2 separate regions of the Homo sapiens genome follow, and region 2 is linked to region 1. The links are chromatin contacts, found by Hi-C or POLR2A ChIA-PET in ENCODE. All regions are on one chromosome and are shown on one strand. The core of a region is the stretch at or near the end of the contact, and the rest is flanking DNA. Distances in the headings are between cores, read along the strand shown.

Region 1 (5,599 bases), core at 1,475-3,974:
TTTGAACAGAAAAATCCTCAGGGAGGGACAGTTCAGGAAGAGGGAGGCATCAATATATTTATTAGAGGAAAGATACTGTACTGTTGGAGGATAGATGCTAGCTGACTTGCATGTTTTTCTTTGCTACTTAAAATATACTGTTAGCCCGGCACAGTGGTGCGCACCTGTAGTCCCAGCTACTCGGAGGCTGAGGCAGGAGTCTTGCTTGAGGAGTTCCAGACCAGCCTGGGCAACATAGTGATATCTCTAAATTTAAATAGATAAATATATAAAATAAATTACGCTCTAACAGTTTTGTTATTGGTGATCCATACATGAACTGAAGCTAGCAAATATGAATGAGAAGAGACTTTCTTTCTTGGAATGCCAATGATGAGAATTTAAACAAAGTGGATGTCAAGAGGCCTGGACATTTTTCTTTTTCTTTTCTTCATGGTTCCTTGGTGCACTATTACTTTCTCTTTTTGTTTTTATTTATTTTTATTTTTATTTTATTTTATTTTTTTGAGACGGAGTCTCACTCTGTCACCCAGGCTGGAGTGCAGTGGTGTGATCTCTGCTCACTGCAGCCTCCACCTCCTGGGTTTAAGCAGTTCTCCTGCCTCAGCCTCCCAAGTAGCTGAGATTACAGGCATGTGCTAACATGTCTGGCTACTCTTTGTATTTTCAGTAAAGACGGGGTTTCAACATGTTGGCCAGGCTGATCTTGAACTCCTGATTTCAGGTGATCTGCCCACCTTGGCCTCCCAAAGTGCTGGGATTATAGGCGTGAGCCATCATGCCTGGACTAATTTTTATATTTTTAGTAGAGACAGGGTTTCACCATGTTGGCCAGGCTGGTCTTGAACTCCTGACCTCAAGTGATTCAGCCTGCCTTGGCCTCCCAAAGTGCTGGCATTACAGGTGTGAGCCACCATGCGCAGCCTCTTTTTGTTTTTAGAGACGAGATCTCCCTGTGTTGCCCAGGCCGGTCTCAAACTCCTGACCTCAAGTGATCTTCCCGCCTCTGCCTCCCAAAGTGCTGGGATTACAGGCATGAGCCACCGCGCTTGACCTCTTTGTACGATATTAAACGTGTGTCTCAACTTTCCTCTTATGTCTTTAAAATGGGAGTGAATGTTTGCCTCCTGGAAAGTCACACAGGACTTAAGCAATGCTAATTATTTAGACGTGCTTTCATTTGGGAAATACAATTAGAAATGGGAAATGCTGGCCAGCAGCGGTGGCTCATGCCTGTAATCCCAGCACTTTGGGAGGCTGAGGTGGGCGGGTCACTTGAGGCCAGGAGTTTGAGATCAGCCTGGTCAACATGGCGAAACCCTGTTTCTACTAAAAATACAAAAATTAGCCCGGCAGGGTGGCACATGCCTGTAGTCCCAGCTAGTCAAGAGGCTGAGGTACGAGAATCGCTTGAACCCCAGAGGTGGAGGTTGCAGTGAGCCGAGATCACGCCACTGCACTCCAGCCTGGGCAAGAGCGAGACTCTGTCTCAAAAAAAAAAAAGAAAAAGAAATGGTAAATGCTCACCTCTGAGAACTGAGAACCTGGCTGCTGTCTTCAGGGTCTATCCTAGGGGGATTTCTTCCTGATAAGAACTGCATTGGCTGGGCACAGTGGCTCAGGCCTGTAATCTCAGCACTTTGGGAGGCTGAGGCAGGTGGATCACCTGAGGTCAGGAGTTTGAGACCAGCCTGGCCAACATGGTGAAAACCTGTCTTTACTAAAAATACAAAAATTAGCCAGGTGTGGTGGCTTGCGTCTGTAATCTGCGTGCCACTTGGGAAGCTGAGACAGAAGAATCACTTGAACCCTGGAGGCAGAGGTTGCAGTGAGCAGAGATCACGCCACTGCACTCCAGCCTGGGCGACACAGCGAGACTCCATCTCAAAAAAAAAAAAGAACTGCACTTACTCCTTTCCTCCCTCCATTTTCATATTTCTGAATGCAGTCACTAACAACCTCAGGGTATCCTTGACTCTTCCCTCTGCTCTCATGTCTAATAAGCAAATTCTGTTCATTTTTTTTTTTCTGCAGTGCCTCTCCTATCTACCCACATTTCAAAATCCCCCTTATTCATGTTGGTATCCTCTTAGCTGAACTGTTGCAGTAGTCTTCTTGTAAGTCTTCCCAACCTCAAGTTTCCCTCTCCTTTAGGGATCTCCTTAGAACATAACTTTGATCGTATTCTACTATTTTGTATGTGAACTTCAATATTGTACCACTCCCTGTTGCCTATAGAATAAAGCTCAAATTCCTTAGTATAGTGGTCAAGTCCTGCACTGCCTGACCTCAGCCTGCTTCTCTGTCTGGTCTTATCTGCTACAACTTATCTTCATTTCCTTTTACTTCAAACTTGACTGCTTATTATTTCTGGATAAAGCCCTGTACTTTTTCACCTATTTGTTGACTTCTCATTCAGCTACATTTTTGTAAGCTTGAACTTGCTGCTTTTAGCATTTTGCATTCTCTCTCCTTCCCAAATGACAGCCGAATGCCTTGTACATCAGTAGGTGCTCAAAAAATGTCTGTCTCTGGTTGAATTGTAGAGACCCATACAATTTCTAGCCCAAGGTGCTTTGTGGCCTCAACAACTCCTGCCCCCTTCCTCTTTGAGCATGCTCTGCATCTCTGTGTTGCCCTCCCCGCTTCCTGGTTTGCTCTTGCCCACTTCTCTTTTAGCTTTATCACCAGACCACAGACAGTTCACAGAAGGCCCACTGAAGGGAAGCCTGAGAAGGAAAAATTCAAGTCATCTCTCCAGGGGCCTATCACCACTAACCAACCTGTTGCCGTAAAGTAATTGCACTGTAGTCTTCCTCCTTGAAAGCTAAACTGGTCATATTTAGTCCTTGCCAGCCTAAATTGGATTTGCACAGGGTGCAAATTGGATTTCCAGTCTAGAACTTACAGGTTTGCTTGGCATGAGATGTGTTTTTAGAGATGTCTGTGTTCATTTTATTTTATTTTATTTTATTTATTTTTTTGAGACGGAGTCTCGCTGTGTCACCCAGGCTGGACTGCAGTGGTGCGATCTTGGCTCACTGCAAGCTCCGCCTCCTGGGTTCATGCCATTCTTCTGCCTCAGCCTCCCAAGTAGCTGGGACTACAGGCGCCTGCCACCATGCCCGGCTAGTTTTTTGTATTTTTTAGTAGAGATGGGGTTTCACCGTGTTAGCCAGAATGGTCTCAATCTCCTGACCTCGGCCTCCCAAAGTGCTGGGATTACAGGTGTGAGCCACCGCGCCTGGCTTATTTCATTTTTTGAAACGGAGCCCAGCTTATTTCATTTTTTGAGACGGAGTTCACTCTGTCACCCAGGCTGGAGTGCAGTGACATGATCTCGACTCACCTTAACATCCACCTCCCAGGTTCAAGCAGTTCTCCTGTCTCAGCCTCCCAAGTAGCTGGGACTACAGACATGTGCCACCATGTCTGGCTAACTTTTATTTATTTTTATTATTTTTATTTTCATTTTTTTGAGACAGATTCTAGCTCTGTCACCTAGGCTAAAGTGCAGTGGCATGATCTCAACTCACTGCAACCTTCACCTCCCATGTTCAAGTGGTTCTCCTGCCTCAGCCTCCTACGTAGCCAGGACTACAGGTGTCTGCCACCACACCCAGCTCATTTTTATTTATTTTTAGTTTTTTGAGACAGTCTTGCTCTGTTGCCCAGGCTGGAGTGCAGTGGCATGATCTCGGCTCATTGCAGCTTCCACCTCCTGGGTTCAAGCAGTTCTCCTGCCTCAACCTCCTGAGTAGCTGGGATTACAGGCGCTCGCCAGCAAGCCCGTTACAGGTGCCCGCCACCACGCCTGGCTAAGTTTTGTATTAGTAGAGACGGAGTTTTGCTATGTTGGCCTGGCTAGTCTCGAACTCCTGACCTCAGGTGATCCACCTGCCTTGGCTTCCCAAAGTGCTAGGATTACAGGCGTGAGCCACCACGCCTGGTCTTTATTTTATTCATTATTATTTTTAAAAAATTTTTGTATTTTTAGTAGAGACAGGGTTTCACCACGTTGGCCAGACTGGTCTCGAACTCCTGACCTCAGGTGATCCTCCCACCTCAGCCTCCCAAAGTGTGGAGATAATAGGCGTGAGGCACTGCGCCTGGCCCTGTGTTCATTTTAAATGATAGAATCTATGGCACTTCTTTTTAAAGCTGTGAGATATTTGAGAAATGTAAAAGAAATGAAAAAAGAAAACTAAACATGGTTATTTAACTTTGAAGAAAGTAACAAAACAATTTGGGATGGTGGCAAAGCTGAACTGGAAAAAATGGATTTTTTCCATTCTTTTCAATGCCAGGTGCCCTGTGTTATGAATGTCACTCAAGAGTTACCTGCCCTGTGTACTATGTGCTAGGTAAACAGCTCCTTTTTGTCATAAGAGTAAAATCCAAACTCTACATGGCGTTTGAAGTCTTACAGTTTAGCCTAAATTTACTACTGTTGTTATCATTATTAGTAGCACTTACCATTTATTAAGCACTTACTTTGAGTCCATGGGCCTTACACTGTGTCACAAAAATTCCATAAGAGGATCTCTATTATTTTTATTTATTGATTTATTTTTGAGATGGAGTCTTACTCTGTCACCCAGTCTGGAGTGCAGTGACGCGATCTCGGCTCACTGCAAACTCCACCTCCCGTGTTCACGCCATTCTCCTGCCTCAGCCTCCTGAGTAGCTGGGACTACAGGCGCCCGCCACCACGCCCGCCTGATTTTTTGAATTTTTAGTAGAGACAGGGTTTCACTGTGTTAGCCAGGATGGTCTCGATCTCCTGACCTTGTGATATGCCTGCCTCGGCCTCCCAAGGCTCTGGGATTACAGGTGTGAGCCACCGCGCCTGGCCGAGGATCTCTGTTTTTCAGCTGGGAGATTGAGGCTTAGAGAGGGTAGGGTAACATGCTTGTGATCACTCATCTGGTCATTGGCGGAGTCGAAAATAGAACTCAGGTCGCACTTGAGACCTGACTCTTACACTCTTGTTCTTCTTCTTCTTTTTTTTTTTTGAGACAGAGTCTCACTCTGTCGCCCAGGCTGGAGTGCAGTGGTTTGATCTCGGCTCACTGCAACCTCCGCCTCCTGGGTCCAAGTGATTCTCCTGTCTCAGCCTCCCAAATAGCTGGGATTACAGGTGCCCACCACCACACCTGGGTAATACTTGTGTTTTTAGTAGAGACAGGGTTTCTCCATGTTGGCCAGGTTGGTCTCGAACTCCTGACCTCAAGTGATCTGCCTGCCTTGGCCTCCCAAAGTGCTGGGGTTATAGGCATGAGCCACCGCTCCCGGCCACATTCTTCTTTTGTATCCCTAGTGCTTCTCAAATAAAACTTTTCCCTACTTATTTATCCTACTTATTATTACTTGTTTCCAAGCATACCATAATGCCCTATCTTTGTGCTTTTGCTGAAGTTAAATTTTCTCTGCCAGAAATGCTTTCTGAGCCTCTCGTTTTCTCATCAGTGATATAGTTTATTGGTTGAGAGCACAGACTCTTGGCTCAGATTCCCTGGGTTTGAACCCTGGCTGTGTGCCATTTACTACTGTGTGCTCTTGGGCAAGTTATTTAACCTCTCTGTGTATATCTCCTGGT
Region 2 (5,599 bases), core at 1,690-4,189, 90 kb before region 1:
AGGTATAAGGATTAAATCTTGGTATGATCCTTCTACATACTACCATTTGTTGAGCACTTAGTATATGTCAGGGTCTTGCAATGTGCTATGCTCCTTACACAATTTCATTTAATCCCCACCACAATCTTGGAAAGAAGGTGAAACAGGCACTATTGTTACCCCAGTTTTCCATAAAGGGAATGAGGTTTAGAGAATGATATGCCCAAGAACACAGAACTAATAAGTAGCAGAGCCAAAACTAGAACCCATTCTCCCTAGGGCCATCACAGTAGACTGAGTCCTCTTCTGTTGCGAATAATCTTAACATTTTGGGAAATGCATACACTTCTCCAGTGTTTAAACTTGTATAATAGGCCGGGTGCAGTGGCTCATGCTGTAATCCCAGCACTTTGGGAGGCCACGGTGGGTGGGGCATCTGAGGTCAGGAGTTCAAGACAAGCCTGGCCAACCTGGTGAAACTCCACCTCTACAAAAATACAAAAATTAGCCGGGCATGATGGCAGGTGCCTGTAATCCCAGCTACTCAAGAGGCTGAGCTGGGAGAATTGCTTGAACACGGGAGGCGGAGGTTGCAGTGGGCCAAGATCACACCATCGCACTCCAGCCTGGGCAACAGGGCGAGACTCCGCCTCAAAAAAACAAACAAAAAAAAACTTGTATAATAATTTGGGTAGGATTTTTAACAGTCATCTTTCTCATCTTTTATCCTTCAAGTGATGCAATAAATAACTATTTAAGGCCAGGCTCACACTTGCAATCCTAGCACTTTGGTAAGCTGAGGTGGGCAGATCACTTGAGCCCAGGAGTTCGAGACCAGCCTGGGCAACACAGTGAGACCTCATCTCTACAAATTAAAAAAATAAAATAAAATTAGCTGGGTGTCACAGTACACGCCTGTGGTCCCAGCTACTCAGGAAGCTGAGGCAAAAGAATGGCTTGAGTGAGGGGGTCGAGCCTGAAGTGAGCCGTGATTGCCCCACTCACTCCAGCCTTGGCAACAGAGGGAGACACTATCTCAAAAACATAAGTAAAATAATACCAAACCTCCCCTAATAATTTTAACTTTAATTACAGCAAAGGGAGGTTAACAGAGTAGAGAAAGCAAGCTAAAGGGTCAAAAAAGCAACAACATGAGGTGAGGCAGAAATCTTGAAATCTCTCATGTCCACCTGAATGTACAATCGCATTACAAAAGGAAACCTGGTATTGTATCTGAAATAGTTTACGTAATAACACATACACCCTCCATACAAAATATCTTCAGTAGCTCCCCTGCTGCCCTACTGAAGGATCTGCAGGATAAAGTCCAAACTACCCAAATATGGAACGTTTGTGTCAACGGTTTACCCACCTTTTCAGGATGGTCTTCTTCTCACCTCTTCTACACAGGCCATCTGTTCCTACTCAGCCATGGCCATGCCATGTCCACAGCCAGCTCTGAAAGCCCTCTGTCTTCTCTGCTAATCCAATTCCACTACTTACAACTGTGACTTTGGATATACTATTCAATCTCTTTAAGCACCAGATTCCTCATTTGTAAAATGAGGAATGAGGGTAACATCCACTTCAGAGGGATGTTGTAGGATTACATGAGACAATTGTAAAAACATGCAGGGCTGTGCCTAGCATATAGTAAGTGCTCAAAAGGTGATAGTTTTGGCCGGGTGCAGGGGCTCACGCCTGTAATCCCAGCACTTTGGGAGGCCAAGGCGGGTGGATCACCAGAGGTCAGGAGTTCGAGACCAGCCTGGCCAATCTGACAAAACCCCGTCTCTACTAAAAATACAAAAATTAGCAGGGCATGGTAGTGTGCACCTGCAGTCCCAGCTACTCGAGAGGCTGAGGCAGGAGAACCGCTTGAACCTGGGAGGCGGAGGTTGTAGTGAGGCGAGATCGTGCCACTGCACTCCAACCTGGGCAACAGAGTGAGACTCCATCTCAAAAAAAAAAAGTTTGATATATGCTATTAAGCAGGAAGACTGAACTGTAGTTAAGAGGCCTTAGTTCTATCCCATCAGTCAGCTGCACAACTCTTTCCCCTGTCTTCCTCATCTGTAAAACTAAGTTGGAGCACATATGTATGTCTAAGGGCCTTTCTGAATCAGATATTAAGCACGGGATTCCTGACAGTGTATCAACTGATTCTGCATATAAGCTTATTTCTACTCAACCTCCCTACACAGACACACCCACCATAGAAATCCTAGAACTGTTTACTCTGCCTGAATCTGGTGTTTGTAACTGGACAAGTCACCACTCTGGACCTCAGTTTCCTCATCTGTATAATGGGAATGGAAAAGGCCAACATTAAGGGGTAAGGCTTAAACAAAAAGCACATATGGCAGATCTTCATGAACCACAAGCCCAGCGTGATGATGATACCACATTAGTAACCACAGTCTCTTCGGTCAGGGCCCCCATATGCAGCAGGCGGAGCTGCCCATTAGACGTGGGATCCAATTTCAGCCCAGCAGTTGTTGCCTACATGAGCTCTGACCTCAACTCCTCAGAAGAGACCAGGCACTTGACAGACATCTTACTCAATCACCACACTGAAATCTTCCAGAGCAGGTTTTATATCCCCAAGGAAAGGGGGGCACCCCTGCTTTTCCTAGAACGGAAACGACAAATCCCCTCCACTCGTTCCCACGAAGCTCCGCCCCAGCCACGCCAGCGTCATTAACATACATTTACGTGCATTTATATACTATACAGTTTGGACCCGGATCCCACGGTGGCGACAGGGTTGGGGCAAGGGTAACACATGGCGACAAAGGCCAGCACTTGTGGGGCCTGTATGGTCCTACCTGGCTTCGCTCTCTGTGTTCCCGCTGCCGGGACTTAGCCGCCTTCCGAAAAGCCGCCGCCATGTCTGTACAGCCTTGGAAAAGATCAGTGGAGAACGCCGGATCCGCACTGCCTCTGCCGCCAAGTCCACTGATTCCTACCGGAAATAGGCCTAGCCGCCGGCGGTTTAGAACCGCCTACTTCCTCTAAGCAACCTATCCGGAGCCGGCTTTCAGGAAGTACGTCATTTAACAGAGGCAGTCACCGCAGGCTGCTTCTGGGAAGTGTAGTTTCCCAGATATAGTCTCGTGACTCTATAAGAGCCAGTTCTTATTCGCTAGCGCCTGTCCACGCTACCCAGATCTCGCCTTCGCGCTTGGCCCGCGTGGGCACCTGGGAACACGTGGCTGGCACTGGCCTCCGTCTGAGCTGGGCTTAGCGTGTGCGCATGTGCAGTCACTTACAGCTCGGCACGGGTTGCTGTATCTAGAAGGTATGTTTAAAGCTAGAGCAGTACGGATTTAACAGTTTTGGGGCTGGCTGGGCGCGGTGGCTCACGCCTGTAATCCCAGCACTTTGGGAGGCCAAGGCAGGCGGATCACGAGGTCAGGAGCCTGCCCAACATGGTGAAACCCCGTCTCTACTTAAAAAAAATACAAAAATTAGCTGTGCTTGGTGGTGCGCGCCTGTAATCCCAGCTACTCGGGAGGCTGAGGCAGGAGAATCACTTGAACCTGGGAGGCAGAGGTTGCAGTGAGTCGAGATGGCGCCATTGCACTCCAGCCTGGGCAATAGAGTGAGACTCCGTCTCAAAAAAAAAAAAAAAAAAAAAAAAAACACTGTTGGGGCTCAGGACTCACCACTCCAAAATATGACTGTGGGAGGCCAGAATATGCCACCCCAAAATATATATTTCTCTGGCTTGTTTCTTAAAGCTGGTTATGCTGAGAAACTGCAGATACAGGAGTTGCTCTGAAAAGCTGTCCTTCCTTTTGTAGAAATAAATTTATCACCTACAAAGGAAATCTACATTTTTAGTGAGGTATCTGTGTCAAGAAGAGGGCTGACAACTATTACTTCCTGAGAGATTTTATCTCCATAACAGGACATTTCCTCCTCTCACCTTCCCATAATATGTGTTGCCACCAGCCCCCAGAGGCCCCATGCCACTATTCTTTTCTGTAACTTGGGACACTATATAAACTTCATTCATCTGACCTGTCCATTTTTTGCTCCTCTACAACAGTGTACAGGAAAAAATATTCTATAGAGAGACAAGAGACCTTAAAACCATAACTGGCTCTGCCATTCACTTACAGGCTGTGTGACTTTTGGCAGGTTTCTTGACTTTAATGAGCATCATTTTTCTCAAGCATAAAATGAGGATAATAATAACATACACTTCTTGCCTCATATTGCTGTCAAGAGCTCACAGTTGAACTGAGGAGTCATATCTGTAAAGAGCATAGAAGGAAATCACCCAATGACAATAGCTATAAAGTTCTGAGTCCCTCACATCCCTAAGGGAATGGCTGGTTGACGATATGCGAATCAGAGGCAGTACAAGGTAATGACCCATGAGGTGTGTTCTGATGCCACCCCAGTCAAGGTAAAGTTAGATTCACTGAGCCTCCATCTCCCCATCTGTAAAACTGAGGTAATAATAATACTATACCCACAGGACTGTTTTGATGATTAAACGAAATATGTTGGTTTTTTGTTTTTTGTTTTTTTTTTTGAGACAGAGTCTCGCTCTGTTGCCCAGGCTGGAGTGTAGTGGCATCATCTCGGCTCACTGCAAGCTCCGCCTCCCGGATTCACACCATTCTCCTGCCTCAGCCTGCTGACTAGCTGGGAGTACAGGTGCCCACCACCACGCCAGGCTAATTTTTTGTATTTTTAGTAGAGATGGGGTTTCACCGTGTTAGCCAGGATGGTCTCAATCTCCTGACCTCGTGATCCGCCTGCCTCAGCCTCCCAAAGTGCTGGGATTACAGGCGTAAGCCACCGCACCCGGCCAAAACGAACTATGTTTAAAGTGCTTAATGCTGTTTTTATTCCTTAGCAAGTTCACAATAAAATGGAGTTACTATTGTTATTTTTATTATTACTAAACCTGCTTCTAAGTTTAGAGAGAGGATTGGGCACAGTAGAGCATTCCAGAGGTATTTGGTTTCTTTTCCACCACATGAAACAGGATGTATAATTGCACGCATTTCTCATGACAGGGGTCACTCCTCCAGCTCAGGAGCTCCAGGGAAATCGTCCCCTTAGTCCCCAGAAATGCCAGTCCAGTCGACCAGTGGGCCTGAAAGAGCTGAAAGTATGAGTTTGAGCCTTGCCCATTTAGGGCCTCCTGCATTAACAAAATTCCATCTCATTTATCACTTACCATTGGAAGACAAGGCCCTTTATAACCTGCCTCATGCCCACCTTTCCAGCCTCATTTCCATTAAGAAGACCAGCTGTCAGGCAGGGTGACTAGGTAGCAGCCCCAGCCACTCCTGCCTCTTCCCCCTGAAGAAGGCACTGGGTGACCAGCATACCCAAGAGAAGCTAGCTCTGTACATTAGACAGGGGGACCCTGGTGTCAGCCCTGGCTTTATATCTATCACCTATTGGCTTGTGATTTGAGGCTATGATGTCAAACTCTCTGAGCTTGTCTTACTCTGTCAAATGGTGATGATGATAATAATAACTGCCTCTTCTGGTTTTTGTGAGGACAGAAAGAGGTAATGACTACCACGTGGCATGGTGCCCTTCACACAGTCAACATTTAACTACATTAGTTCTTGCTCTGCCCTCCCCACCT

Evidence for each region. Hi-C counts contacts between places; a loop is a spot of excess contacts on that map. ChIA-PET counts read pairs that join two places held with the same protein, here RNA polymerase II (POLR2A). Pooled maps may share reads with other maps.
Region 2: a loop to region 1 is called in a pooled map, with 6 times the contacts of the local background. The contact joins the promoter of UTP11 here to the enhancer-like site in region 1. A Hi-C loop is called at or near these places in 8 of 168 maps with a recorded cell type or tissue (CD14-positive monocyte, CD4-positive, alpha-beta T cell, CD8-positive, alpha-beta T cell and 3 more), 2 of 37 single-sample maps with no recorded cell type and 14 of 50 pooled maps. POLR2A ChIA-PET finds 5 or more read pairs at or near these places in 16 of 52 experiments (CD4-positive, alpha-beta T cell, HEK293, HepG2 and 11 more).

The regions. Positions count from the first base shown.
Region 1 is chr1:37,920,081-37,925,679 of GRCh38, reverse strand. All of the region lies in intron 7 of INPP5B (inositol polyphosphate-5-phosphatase B), which reads left to right. Among named protein-coding and RNA genes, the nearest start is that of INPP5B, 24 kb to the left of the region's middle. Within about 2 kb of position 2,724, at least 6 of the 41 ENCODE cell types and tissues checked have a DNase peak (open chromatin) inside an H3K27ac peak, as active enhancers do; they include CD14-positive monocyte and CD8-positive, alpha-beta T cell, where a contact is called at or near this core.
Region 2 is chr1:38,010,074-38,015,672 of GRCh38, reverse strand. UTP11 (UTP11 small subunit processome component) reads right to left here and starts at 2,939. Exons shown (of 8, transcript NM_016037.4): 1 at 2,808-2,939. The coding sequence starts at 2,870.